2 separate regions of the Homo sapiens genome follow, and region 1 is linked to region 2. The links are chromatin contacts, found by Hi-C or POLR2A ChIA-PET in ENCODE. All regions are on one chromosome and are shown on one strand. The core of a region is the stretch at or near the end of the contact, and the rest is flanking DNA. Distances in the headings are between cores, read along the strand shown.

The links. Hi-C counts contacts between places; a loop is a spot of excess contacts on that map. ChIA-PET counts read pairs that join two places held with the same protein, here RNA polymerase II (POLR2A). Pooled maps may share reads with other maps.
Region 1: a pooled map shows a loop between it and region 2 (4-fold over the local background). The contact joins two enhancer-like sites. A Hi-C loop is called at or near these places in 3 of 168 maps with a recorded cell type or tissue (CD4-positive, alpha-beta memory T cell, HepG2 and PC-3), 1 of 37 single-sample maps with no recorded cell type and 16 of 50 pooled maps. POLR2A ChIA-PET finds 5 or more read pairs at or near these places in 4 of 52 experiments (BJ, OCI-LY7, Panc1 and 1 more).

Annotation. Positions count from the first base shown.
Region 1 is chr1:167,792,459-167,799,626 of GRCh38, forward strand. No RefSeq gene overlaps it. Among named protein-coding and RNA genes, the nearest start is that of MPZL1, 74 kb to the left of the region's middle. RefSeq lists a silencer at 125-273. Within about 2 kb of position 4,738, at least 26 of the 41 ENCODE cell types and tissues checked have a DNase peak (open chromatin) inside an H3K27ac peak, as active enhancers do.
Region 2 is chr1:167,685,720-167,692,950 of GRCh38, forward strand. It overlaps RCSD1 (RCSD domain containing 1), which reads left to right. Exons shown (of 7, transcript NM_052862.4): 4 at 4,330-4,401. Among named protein-coding and RNA genes, the nearest start is that of TRP-CGG1-1, 25 kb to the right of the region's middle. RefSeq lists enhancers at 2,124-2,303, 3,531-4,730. Within about 2 kb of position 2,357, at least 7 of the 41 ENCODE cell types and tissues checked have a DNase peak (open chromatin) inside an H3K27ac peak, as active enhancers do.

The sequences.
Region 1 (7,168 bases), core at 3,488-5,987, 110 kb after region 2:
GAAAGTGGCATCTGTGGTATTGGTAGAGCTGGTGGTAGGAGCCAACCATCTGCTTTTATGGCGGGTTCTCCCCTGCACTTTCCTCTTGCATAGTCAAGATATTGTATGAACAATTTCAATATATTTTGTTTTTTTGTAGAATTACTTTAATGAAATTACCCTTTGATATAATTTGAAAAAAATTTTTTTTTGAGACAGTCTTGCTCTGTCATCCAGGCTGGAGTGCAGTGGCATGATCTTGCCTCACTGCAACCTCCACCTCCTAGGTTCCAGCGATTCTCCCACCTCAGCCTCCCCAGTAGCTGGCATTACAGGCACGCGCCACCACACCCGGCTAATTTTTTGTATTTTTAGTAGAGATGCCCGCCTCAGTCTCCCAAAATGCTGGGATTACCGGTGTGAGCCACTAGGCCCAGCCCCTTTGACATAATTCTATCAGCCTACATTGAAGTATGTCATAAAAAAGAGTCCTAGGAAACTAGCTACTTATTGTACTTTACTGCCAGCATGGCTTTGAGAACGTTATTCCCTGTCATACATTTTTCAATGTTATAAAGACCCACAGCACAAATATCTCTCTGGATTTAATACCAGATGATATGGTTGAGATCTGTGTCGCAGCCTAAATCTGTCGAATTGTGATACCCAGCATTGGAGGTGAGGCCTGGTGGGAGGTGATTGGATCACAGTGGGTAGATTTCTAATGAATGGTTTAGCACCGTCCTCCTTGGTACTGTTCTCGTGATTGTGAGTTCTCATGGGACCTGTTTGTTTAAAAGTATGCAGCACCCTCCCACTCTGCTCTCTCGCTCCTCCTCCCGCCACGTGAGACGCCTCATGAGAAGCCTCACTACCCCTTTGCCTTCCGCCATATTTGGAAGCTTTCTGGGGCCTCACCAGAAGCCAAAGACGCTATGCTTCCTGTGTAACCTGCAGAACGGTGAGCCAATTAAACCTCTTTTCTTCATAAATTACCCAGTCTTGGGGTTTTGTTTTTGTTTGTTTTTTGTTTGTTTGTTTGTTTTTTGAGATGGAGTCTCACTCTGTCGCCCAGGCTGGAGTGTAGTAGCACGATCTCGGCTCACTGCAACCTCCACCTCCTGGGTTCAAGCGATTCCCCTGCCTCAGCCTCCTGGGTAGCTGGGATTACAGGCATGCGCCACCATTCCCGGCTAATTTTTTTTTGTATTGTAGCGGAGATAGGGTTTCACCATGTTGGCCAGGCTGGTCTCGAACTCCTGACCTCAGGTGATCTGCCCGCCTTGGCCTCCCAAAGTGCTGGGATTACAGGCGTGAGCCACCACACCTGGCCTTCAGTCCCAGGTATCTTTTATAGCAGCGTGAAAACAAGTAATACACCAGGAAAACTGTTTCTTATGAATATTTTGTTTCAAACTAGTCATGTGCACTGACTTGTCACTGATTGTATTTGTCTCTTTGCTTTTGCTATTCTCTAGGTCCTAGCCAAATTTGTGGGTCACTTTCTACCACTGTACACAGATTGTACACTCCATATACACTTTGTACATTAACTTTACTCATAGCTTTATGTGTATCTTGGATTATGTTCAGCTCTATGATCTGTCTCAGTTTTTTCCAGTGATACAATAATAGATGTGTCCTGATTTAGATAGAGAAAGTAGGTAGGCAGAGATTCTGGCCATGGCATCAGAGATTCATAATGCCAACCACAGACTTACTCTTGACTCCACAAAAACCATTTCACAAATTCCTATTGTTGCCCAAAAGAGGTGAAAATAAAAGTATATGACTGGCTGAGTGTAACAAAACTACATGACAGGAATTACGACTCACATACAGCCTGGAGTCACCTTTCTGTTACACCCTGTTCATCAGTGATGGAAAGGCAGCTTCCTATGTGCTGAAAGTTCATCTCTCTTATTGCAGGTATGATTTCCACTGGTATTAATGAGCTTGAAATATGAAGGCCACTTAAATTTCCCAGAGGTGTCAAGTGATGTGGGGATTTCAGAGCATGTATCAACTCACTTCAGCAATATTAGCATTTTTGTTTGAAATACCCAGTTAGACAGGAAACTTGAAAGATAATTGTTTCAATTATTTGTATCATCATACTGAAAATTGCTTAAAACGTTCTGGTTGTTCCTTGAAGACATTAAAAGAATAGATCCTATTAATGCCCCATAGGTTATTTGATCCTTTTGGAAATGAAAAGATTGACTGATGATTGATTGAATTTTCTGCTTTTTATTAAATTGGTGAGATGGCAAAAAAAGAAAAATGTAAACATATACAAAAGAAGAGAGAATAGTAAAATCAACCTGCATACACTTATTATCTTCAATACTTATTTTATCCAGCCCCTTTTTTCTTTTTTCCTCTTTTCTGAATTATTTTAAAACAAATCCCAAAATCATGTAAGTGCACCCCTACATTCTTCACTGTGCATCTTTTAAAAATGTGGACATTTTCTTACATAATCACAATATCTTGTCACATTTAACAAAAACCTGTCCTAAAACACATTTTTTACAAACAAAATCCTTGGTTTTATATATTATTACCCAGTTAATATTCAAGTTTCCCTTGTCTTAAAAAATGGCATTTTACAAGTGGTTTCTTCCAGTCAGGATCCAAACATAGTTCTGGTAAAGTTTTTTTTTTTTTTTTTTTTTTGCCTATTTTTAAACCCAAAATGGGATCATGGTGCTCTGCAGTTTGCTTTCTTCCCTTAGCATTATGGCAGAGAAGTTTCAGCATGAAGAACTAGGTCATTAGATAATAGCACCTGCAGGACTTTGTCTTTTGTAGATGCGCCGGAATATTTTAAACCATTTCTTTTTTTCTTTCTATTTTAAACAGAGTTTCACTCTTGTTGCCCAGGCTGGAGTGCAATGGCGTGATCTCAGCTCACCACAACCTCCACCTCCCAAGTTCAAGCGATTCTCCTGCCTCAGCCTCCCAAGCTGGGATTACAGGCATGCGTCACCATGCCCTGCTAATTTGGTATTTTTAGTAGAGACAGGGTTTCTCCATGTTGGTCAGGCTGGTCTCAAACTCCCAACTTAAGGTGATCCGCCCACCTCGGTCTCCCAAAGTGCTGGGATTACAGGCATAAGCCACCGCAGCCAGCCTTTGCATTTTAAACCATTTCTGATCTTCTGGATAGGTTGTTTCCAGTTGTTTTGTTATTGGCTATTACAAGTAGTGCTGTAATTGTCATTTGCCTTCATGAGCTATTAAGGAAGAAAAGCCAAATAATTTGCAGGCTCAGAGAAGCAACACAGAATCAGTCACGTCCTTGGCCTTGGAAATGGGATCTAATATCTGAGAGCGATGAAAGTGGCTCACAAGCTCCCCTGCCCTCCTCACATCCTTCCTAAAGCCATCAGGAGCTGGCCACAGAGCACACTGGCTGCTCTCAAGTTTGACTGAGTCTTGGGTTGTTAGAAAAACAACTGGGAGTGGAAGGCAGGAGGGAGCTCTAGAATCCACGGGAGACCTGGCTGTGTTTGCAAAGAAGAAAACATAGACGTAAAGCCCAAAGGGGTCCGTAGGGAACTGCTGCTTCCAGCTTCCATTTCCTCCTGCAAACAGGATGTGAAGCTATTGTCCCTTCTTGGCTCAGGCTTTTGGATTTGTTTGTCCATCCATTTCTTCACTGTGGCCTTTGTGGAGCTGGCCTTTAGTGTTGCAGAATATAAGGAAGGGCTGGGTTTGTTTGTTTGTTTGTCTTTTAAAATCTCCCTACCTCTGTGAAGAGGATGTGGTGCAGATTTGCTTTCAAGCCTTGCCCTCCGTGCTGTGGGGCTGACAAAATTCTGGTTACTTTGCCCTTCAGGGCATTAAATGATTTCAGGTATTTATACCTGAGTCACTGCTCTGCTATGGGAGCGGGGGATAGAACAGCTAAAAACCATCTTAAGGCCTGAGGTTTCTCATTCTGTGATAAGGACTCCAAGGAAACTGAATTTCAATACTAGAGTACATTGTTGGTTCTTTCTCTGCCTTTGAATAGAATTATTTTTTAAATTACAAAGTTTCTTTTAAAAGAAAGAACTTTTAAATATATTTTGTAGGGAATCTCTTAGAAGGTACAATAGATTCATAGGAATGTGGAACATTTGGCCGGGTGCAGTGGCTCATGCCTGTAATCCCAACAATTTGGGAGGCCGAGGCAGGCGGATCACTTGAGGTCAGGAGTTAAAGACCAGCCTGGTCAACATGGTGAAACCCCATCTCTACTAAAAATACAAAAAATTAGCCGGGGGCGGTGGCATGCTCCTGTAGTCCCAGCTACTCGGGAGGCTGAGCGGGGAGAAGGGGAGAATCACTTGAACCCAGGAGGTGGAGGTTGCAGTGAGCTGAGATCGTGCCATTGTACTCCAGCCTGGGCAACAAGCGAGACTCCGTCTCAAAAAAAAAAAAAAAAAAAAAAAAAAGAATGTGGAACATTTTACAAAATCTCGTCCATGATCTTGCCGGCCCAGCAGAATCCCAGATGTTTGTCTATAACGCGTCTGGATGTTCCTATCTGAGAAAAAGCCTTAGTCTTTTACTTGTAAGCTATTCCTGAAGAAGGTTGCCTCAGCAGGGGAAAACTTTCTGAAAAGCTTGATCAAGTACCTGGGTCCCAAGAATGTCAAGCATCTGTGGAACACACAGTTCCCAGCAGCCAGCAAGTCCCACACTGCTCAGTGTCCTGCAGCCAAGGAAGCTGAACTGAGCTCATGGGGTTACAGGAAGATGAAACAACACTGCCTCACTGGCAAGGAGATCACACTGCTGAGTGCTGCCTGAGTCCCTCTGACACACCAGGCTCTTGGAGAGGAGGTCGTGGTAATCATTTAATGCTGACTAATTGAGGTTGAGCAAGAGAGAAAAATACCCGAGGGAGATACATGAAATAAACTTAGGAGGAGAGCTTGTACTTGGCTGGAAATAACTGGCCTTCTTCCATATCCTCTCTAAAAAATACCATAAGAGAAAGTAAAAAATTTGTGGTTTCTATTGTAAATTGTGTTGATTCAAATTAATTTCAAGCTTTTAGATTGTAGTTCTATGGCTACCCATCACACCTCCTCCTCCCATCAGTAGGCATGCCATTAAAGTCACGGCAAAATGCAGGTTCTTCTGGTAGAGGCAGAGAGGTCATATGAAGGAGGATAGAGAAATAGGAGCAGCTTAGCCAATGTAGTACCTGTGCATTAGACTAATATCTAATCTGTTACTAAGCACTAAATTGATATCCTGGAATCACAAGAATTGGATAACTACATATTGATAAAAGGGTTTGCCTCTCCAGCCTGATATATTTTCTCTTATATATTAGTACCTCTCTTCTCATCCAAGTTGATATCATTCTGTGCTATAGAAACATCTCAGTTCAACCTTCGGTGGCTTTGTTTTGGCATGTTAAGGTTAATGGAGATAGGCACAGACCTACACTGTACTACATGGCAGCCACTGGCTACATGTGGCCATTTAATTTTGTTTGTTTGTTTGTTTGTTTTAGACAGGGGATTCTGCTGGGCCGGCAAGATCTTGGACAAGGTTTTGTAAAATGTTCCACATTCTTTTTTTTTTTTTTTGAGATGGAGTCTCGCTCTGTCACCCAGGCTGGAGTACAATGGCACGATCTCGGCTCACTGCAACCTCCACCTCCTGGGTTCAAGTGATTCTCCCCTCTCAGCCTCCCGAGTAGCTGGGACTACAGGTGTGTGCCGCCACGCCCGGCTAATTTTTTGTATTTTTAGTAGAGATGGGGTTTCACCACGTTGACCAGGCTGGTCTTGAACTCCTGACCTCAAGTGATCCACCTGCCTCGGCCTCCCAAAGTACTGGGATTACAGGCATGAGCCACCACACCCGACCCTACTTTTTTTTTTTAATGAAAGAGATGGGGCCTCACTCTGTTGCCCAGGCTTGAGTGCAATGGTGCAATCACAGCTCACTACAGCCTCAAACTCCTGGGTTCGAGCAGTCCTCCCGCCTCAGCCTCCTGAGAGCTGGGACTACAGATGCATGCCACCACACCTGACTAATTTTTTTTTAATTAATTTTTTGTAGAGACTGGATCTTGCTCTGTTGCCCAGGCTGGTCTTGAGCTTCTGGGCTCAATCAGTCCTCCTGCCTCAATGTCCTAAAGTGCTGGGATTAGCCTTGGCAACATGGTGATGTTCTCAAACCAAACTGAGGGTCAGGCTGCTATGTCTCGCAGCCCAATAATGAGATGCAGATGAACTGGGGAGGAAGAGAGTTTTTATTTCTGTAACCAGTTACAGGGAGAAGGCCTGGAAATTATTGCCAGAACAACTCAAAATTACGAAGTTTTTCAGAGTGTATATACCTTCAAGCTATATGTCTGTGTGTAAGTGTGCATTAATCTAAAGACATAAGTGATTAACTTCTTTTAATCTATGACTAAGGTCTGAGTCCTGAAGACCTTCTTCTGGAGCCTCAGTAAATTTACTTAATGTAAATAGGTGTAGGTGCTGGGGTGATTACCCTTATCTTGTCTCCTGTTAAATCATAAAGGTTTGGGGAGTTCCTTTAGATCCCAGTAAACTTGTTTGTGGAGGCCTGGGGAGTTTCTTCAGACCCCCAATAAAACTTGTTTAATCGTAAAAGGGTCCTGTTAAGAATTCCTTCATTATCTTGTCATGCTTCAAGGCCCAGGAAAAGCCTAGGCACAACTCTTGGTGGGCTCTTTGTTACATTCCGCCCTTTGTATAAGGGCACTGGCTCAATCAGCTTTAATGTTTAACCTAGCTACTCAGTCAGAGCTGGGACAGTTGTAATGGAGGCCTGCGTTAGTGAGACCTGGCTTGCCACAGTGATACCCTGTCTCTACAAAAAAAAATACATAAAAAAATAGCCGGGTGTGGTGGCACATGCCTGTAGTCCCAACTGCTCAGGATGCTCAGGTGGGGGGGCTGCTTCAGCCCAGGAAGCGGAGGCTATAGTGAGCCGTGATTGTGCCACTGCACTGAAGCCTGGGTGACTGAGAGAGACCCCATCTCAAAAAAAAAAAAAAAAAAAAAAAGTGCTGGGATTACAGGCATGAGCCACCGCACCCAGCTAAACTTAATTAAAATTAATAACATTTAAAATTTATATCTCTAGTCACATTACCATACTGCAAGTGTTCAGTGGCTACATGTGTGTCTTGTGACTACCATATTGA
Region 2 (7,231 bases), core at 1,107-3,606:
GCTCCTTTATGATTTGTCAAGGACACGAACACTATTTTCCAAGCCTGAGAATTTTAGCAAAGAGAATGGGTCATATATTATTAACAGACCCAATTCAGGAGCCAGGAAAGTTCTGTTTTATTCCCAGATCTGACTTAGGTGATCTTGGAATAAGGTGTGGAGAAGGTACCTGGAAAGGGGGCTACACTTACATAGGGCAGGACGGAAGCATGAGAAAACCCCGTGATTCTGCAGTATCCTTGTAAAGCCTGGCTATTGTTCAAGATCACTGGAAGAAAACCAGAGCGCACAGGAGGCCTCGTTGCCCTCAGATATAAATAGCCAACGTTACCAACATAATAAAGGCTCTGGTATCATAGATCATAGCCAGTAATAGGTTCTTAGCCTGCATATTCTCCTATCTTTATTTATCTAATTGTAGCTGCAGGAGTGCCTTCTCCACACCTTATGCCAGCAACCCATGAACCTTCACTGTGGTCATAGTCTGTGCCAGAAATGGATTTGTATGTTCTGTCATCTCACCTGGGAGGCCAACCCCAAAATACAGCAAGCAAGCCAAAGACAATGTCATTCCCAAATTCCACTTCAACAACCTCTTTATTCTCCCCTTCTTTTTTGGGGACCAGCATCCTGACAATAGCCATTAGGTGCCCTATGTGAACTTGGGCAAGCATCTTAATGCCTACATTTTCTCATCTATAAAGTGAAACAGCTGAAATAGATCAATGGTTTTCAAGCCTTTTTGTCAACCTAAGGCTTATAAACAGAAGCCCACAAGATAAAGCAGAAACTCATCGCTGCCCCAGGCCAAGTGAGATGGGGGAGGGGAGGCCTGGAGCCCCAAATGCTCTCAGAATACTCTCTCCCCACTGACCAAGGGTCTTATTCTTGGATGAGAACCCCAAGGAGCACAGTTTAAAAACACTGAGGTTTTCCTTGGGTCTCTTCAAGTGCCAACAATATGATTCTGTGGCTTTATGGGGTCATCAGCCAGTGCTGTGACCAAACACATACCAACAACCTCTCTTTCCAGAGAATCAACTTCTCCTTGTAACCTTCAACCTCTGGGCTCAGTGTCTCCACTGCTATGCAATGGGTTGAGGTTATGGCCACTCAGAGCTTAATGTGAGACTGCCCCCTGATAGCCTGGGCTTGGCCCAGGAGAAGTCACCACACCATACCGAATCATTTTTCTTATTTGTGAAATTGAGGACAAAATCACTAACCAGATAGATCAGGGAGGCTGGCTAGGGAAGTTTTATCCCCTAGAGTAAAAGCAGAGGGAGTTAGGCTAGTGATTGGGTTAAACAGCTCCATCCTGGCAGCTCTGTGGAAATGCATTCACAGGTTTCACCCCATGGGGCACATCACCCAGAAGTTAAATGGCTTATAATGGCCAAGGGCTGGTTAAGTCCAAGGGCGGATTTTAGAAAATCCTGCCTGGAGTGACAGGCTGCTCGCACATTGAAAGGACACTACCTCCAGGGATCAATGACTTTTCGTGGCCTTGAAATTCACATAGAAGCAGGGCGTAGTGGCTCACGCCTGTAATCCCAGCACTTTGAGAGGCCGAGGTGGGCGGATCACGAGGTCAGGAGATTGAGACCATCCTGGCTAACACGGTGAAACCCCGTCTCTACTAAAAATACAAAAAATTAGCAGGCGTGGTGGCAGGCGCCTGTAGTCCCAGCTACTCGAGAGGCTTAGGCAGGAGAATGGCGTGAACCCCGGAGGCGGAGCTTGCAGTGAGCCTAGATCGCGCCACCGCACTCCAGCCTGGGTGACACAGCAAGACTCCGTCTCAAAAAAAAAAAAAAAAGAAAAGAAATTCACATAGAAATAAAATGAGCAGCCTGCTTTGTCTGGCAGGGCTAATTGGAGGCTGCTGTCCACATTTCTCCTTCCATACTCCTGTAGCTCAGCCTGCAGAGGCTCTAATGCTGGAAACCTTGGGGGCCTGCAGGGAGGGACCCGGTCAGGCTACCCCTCGGTTCCCAATGCACAGTGCCAGGAAGGGTCATTTCATCCCTGCCCCGCTATGCTTGCTCAGGTCTGAGACAGTGGGGTCAGCCCCCTGACAGCACCTGCTGACTGCAGGGCCCCTCCTGATGGCAGGGTGACCAAGAGTTACCCCTCTCTGGAAGAACCAGCTGAAGTTGGGTGTTTAATGCAGCCACAGATCCTGCCTCCTATACTCAGAAAAGGCTGAAAAGCATTCCCATCTGGAAATTAGTCCGTAGTTTCTAGACGTGGTAATAATGTCATGTAAATACAGCTATATATATACATATACAGGGATGGAAGGCTGGTTTTTCTCCACCGGATTGTTAGTCTCAGCCGCTTGCCTGAAGCCCCTTGTTAAACCGTAAGGGAAATGATGCCACCTGCTGTCATTTCCAGGAACTGCACTAGAGGCTATTTTGGATTCTTTCTGCTTTGCAATTCAAATCAATAGGGTTTTATGGAGCATCAGCTGGGTCCCCAGTACTATACTGTGTTTAAGGGGCAGGGTCCACTGAATTTCCACAGACTTCAGAAATCAGTGGTCAGCTGGGGAAGAGAAGAACTAATAATATTACATGAAGTGAGCTTTATCAGCAAAATTGTTGCTGCAGTTTCTAAAAGTTTCTCTGAAAACCCCAGCCCGTGTGAAATTTCCCTGTAAAGCACAGAAACCAAGGGCACTTCCATTGGGGCTGGAAGCTCTTTATACTCATCCTAGATAAAAAGCTCCTTGAAAGACTGCTATAGGAACATACCCGACAGTGAAGACACATGGAGGCAGAGGCAGCAGGAGTCCTTAGAATCATTTATTCCCGCCCAGCTGCATCTTGGTAGAGGAGGCTGAGGCCAAGGGCTTCGTCTGGCTCCTGCCAAAACTAGAATTAGAAGGAGTGGGGATCCTGTAAGTCCAGCCCATGCTCTCCCTTGGTGTTGGGCTGTAAAAAGATCACGAGGAGTTCAGTTGGGTGAGCCTCCCTCCTTCCATCACTAAAACACAATCATCTCACATTATAAATATCTCAGAATCTTCCTAAGAGATCAGTGTAGTTCTTCTTATTGTTCAGGAAAATTAGTACATGGGGTCAAGGAGCAGGTCATACACATTGGTCTCCACACTATGGGGAGATCCCTCCTCTGCCTTGGCCTCTGTCCAACCACATGGAAGTCATCCTCTTCCTTTTCTTCATCATCATCATCCTATCACTGTCACCATTCTCACATGTTTGTGGGGATTTTACGCAAAACACAGAGTTAATATTTTTACATGATATGGATCCCGAAGGCAGACAAGATTCCTGGCATTCATTCATCACAAAAATATCTACAACTAACAGAGAGTACGTATGATTATGTAACACATGCATCAGCCACGGACTGCTCCTGCCACCGAGACTGAATCATGCTCATCTTTGTATGACCCACACAATGTCTGGGACGTAGTAAATACTCAGTAAATGTTTACTTGGTTAAAAAGAATATTCAGGCTGGGCGTGGTGGCTCACGCCTGTAATCCCAGCACTTTGGGAGGTGGGTGGATCACCTGAGGTCAGGAGTTCGAGACCAACCTGGCCAACATGGTGAAACCCTGTCTCTACTAAAAATACAAAAACTAGCCAGGCATGGTGGTGCATGCCTGTAATTCCAGCTACTTGGGAGGCAGAGACAGGAGAATTGCTTGAACCCAGGAGGCGAAGGTTGCAGTGAGCCGAGATTGCGCCATTGCACTCCAGATTGAGGAACAAGCAGGACTCTGTCTCAAAAAAAAAAAAAAAAAGAAAAGAAAAGAAAAAGAATATTCAAATATTCAACATTTTGGAAAATCATAATTTATAAATCATGCCATCGATGGGATTTTCCAAAATATCACTGGGTCCAGGGAGGAATTCCAGTCATACCTCTGTCATCCTGGTCTGGTTTCTTGTTGTGTGTGTGACAAACAGGATGGTAATTTTTGCCCTTTGTCTTTGAAATCCCCCAAATTGTTGATTCACAGTGTTGAAGGTCATGAGGTGAAGATCTTGCTCAGATATAGTTTTCCTTCATAACAACAATGAAGTCACTCTTCCTGGGAGAGACCTTCTGTGTTAAGGATGTCGGCGCTGACTTCTCTAATTCTGATTTGAAGATCTTGCTGTGGTGGGATGAGGGAGGGAGGGGGAAAGTTCACGTCGCCCAGGCCCTAATGAAGTATGTGGGCTACTGAACTAATGAGAAAGTGGCAACACCAACTTCTCTTCTCCTTCTGCCTGTGGCTTTTGGGTTCCAACCAGAACCCCACTTTCCTCACCTTACTTATCTGGTTGTTTTGGTTGATTTGCTCCATAGAAATCACCACCCAATGCGAGCCACCCTCCTAAATTCAAGGTCAAGAGCTCGCCTCTGATTGAGAAGCTTCAGGTAAGTGCAGAATTCATTGTCTATTGCTACCTTTTATCTAACTCCACTTCTTATCCAAAATTTGCATGACTTTGAGGCTCATAGGGGTAGCCTATGTGTCACCTGCATAATTGGCCCCAATAATCAGCCAGTGATCAAATTGCAGTAAACGATAAGGATCTCACAGCCCTGCCTGAGGGAAAAGAACTAACATAAGGACCACATCAAGCACAAGCTCATGTATTTGACATTTAGTGGTGGGGGTTGATGGGTAACGGGATACCTCAAGAGTCTGTATGGGGCTGGGCTCACCCCTATAATCCCAGCACTTTGGGAGGCTGAGGCTGGAGGATCACGTGAGCCCAGGAGTTCAAGACCAGACTGGGCAACATAGTGAGACACTATCTCTACAAAAAATTTTAAAATTAGCCAGGCATGGTGATGTGCACCTGTAGTCCCAGCTACTCTGAAGACCGAGGTGAGAGGATCGCTTGGGCCCAGGAGGTTGAGACTGTATTGAGCTGAGGTCACTTCACTACACTCCAGCCTGAGTAACAGAGCAAGCTCCTGTCTTCAAAAACGAAAAGAAAAAAAAAGAGTCTTACGGGAAAGGACACCATAGTTGCCATAAACACTTTGAAATAGCCAACGCCTCTCTCCCAAGGCCTGAATGCAGCCACAAACCATTTCAGCCCTGCATAGGGCTGGTGTTCAGTTGCTGCACACTGCACCAGTCTGGACAAATTTGTTATTTGGGAAGTATCCTGTCCAACCTCTCCACCAGTAACCCTGTGTGCCCAGAGCCCTCACCTCCCGTGCCCAGGGCTGGCTGGCTCCCTGGGACTGTAATTAAGCAGAAGACACTGGTCCTGAACTCACAGTCTTGTGGAGACAGAGCTTTCACAGGTGATATAATAAAAGGAGCTGATGCCAGAGATCTCCACTGTGGGTCACTGCCCGGCTCCTGCTGCTCAAGACCAGGGTTTCTCAGCCTTGGCATTACTCGAGCTGGATAGTGTTGTTGCAGGGGCTGTCTCGTGCACGGCAAGATGTTCAGCAGCATCCCTTTCCCACCCATTGATGCCAGTAGCACTCTCCAACAAGTTGTGACAATGAAAAATGTCTCTAGACATTGTCAATGTCCCCTGGAGGCAAAATTGTCTCCCACCCCAGATCCCAGGTGAGACCCACCATTCTAGAATTTCAGAGCAAGAAGAGAGTAGAGTGGGCCAGAGTAATTAATGAATGTTTTATGAAACACCTATGTCCTGAGCCCGTCCTTAAGGAATGCGTGGCTGAAAAGGTGGGAGGAAGATGTTCCCCGTGGGGGAATGGCAGAAGCTAAAGTGCGGAGGAGAGGCAGGCATGTTATGTCCAGGTGGGGGCTGTAGGAGAGGTTCCTGTTCTCACCCCACCCTCTGTCCAGCCACCCAGGAGAAGGAACAAGGTGCTTGTGCACCATACCTCCCATCCAGGCCCAACTGAGAGCACCGGCTCACCAACTTCATTCTGAAGGCATCAGAGGTGTCAAGACGAATAGCCACAGCCTCTGTACTTCCCAGCCATGGGAGAGCCTAGGGATTTGGATCCCAGCCTGACTGGGGGTTAAGGCAAGCATCTCTGGTTTCTGGCCATGAGCCTACCCTGTGGAGGGTGGGGAGGGCTCTGCAGTGTCTACCTGAAATTTAATTCAAACTGAGAAGCCCTGATTCCACCCGGCTGCAGGAATAGGGTGGTGCTACCTGTCACTCCAGGAGGCTGCAGGGCTCCTAAATAAGTAACAGGGGTCTCTCAGAAGGGATCCCAGAACTCCAGCACCCCTCCTAGCATCCAGCTGAGGGATGTAGCCCCAGACTCCTACCTCTGCCTCCCTGTAGCCCACCCTAGCCCTCATTCAAGTGCCAGAAACCAGTTACCAAATGTTCTGTACCCTGTAGTTTTGGACCCATTCCTTTTTCCAGTCATTAATGAGTCTTTTGGGGAAACACAACAACTTGAGAATGTGGTTTGGATGTCTAGTTGTTCAATCTCATTAAGATTGTCAGCAATAGAATGACAACTTAGCCAAATCCCACAGGAAACTTACTTCGTTGGGAATATGTGGGAGAAACAGCTAAGAAATGCGTCGCCAGCTAGATTTTCTTCTAACTATTCTACTGAATGAATTATGAACTAGGGATTTTCTTTTTTAGGATAGCCCAAAATTCACAATTCAACTTTTCTGCTATCAACATCCATTTTATTTGCAAGCAGTCTTACAGAGGGAATTTCTCTGCTTGAAATTTAGAGAAGAGCATTTCCTTTAAGGTCCAGTGAACCCCCTCTGCCATGAAGCCCTCTCAGCCATGCCAGCATATCAACCTGCACGGCAACTATGCTCCAAATCCTCCCCTGGGTACTCCCCATATGCCGCTTTTTTTTTTATTTTTATTTTTTTTAGACAAGGTCTTGCTTTGTTGCCCTGGATGGACTCAAAGTCTCAAACTCCTGGGCTCAAGCAATCCTCCCACCTCAGCCTCCTGTGTAGCAGGGATTACAGGCACACACCACTGCACCCAGCTTCATATGCTGCTTTTTGACATGGTTTGGGCTAGTATGCTATTTAACTTTCGTATTTTATATACTGAACTCTTACCATGACTCAGTCTTGTCTGTATGATACCTTCTTTATTAAGATCACAATGAAAACACTAACACCCTTCTAAACGTGTGCAATGCTTTCAAGTCTGCAAGTCCTAAAGTATACATAGGAGTTCTCCAGGACAGCAGAGTCTGGCTGGTAGGAGGTGGGAAGGTGGCCAAGGGGAGCTGGGAGGGAGAGGGTGTGAGTATGGGGCAGGAGAGAGTACAC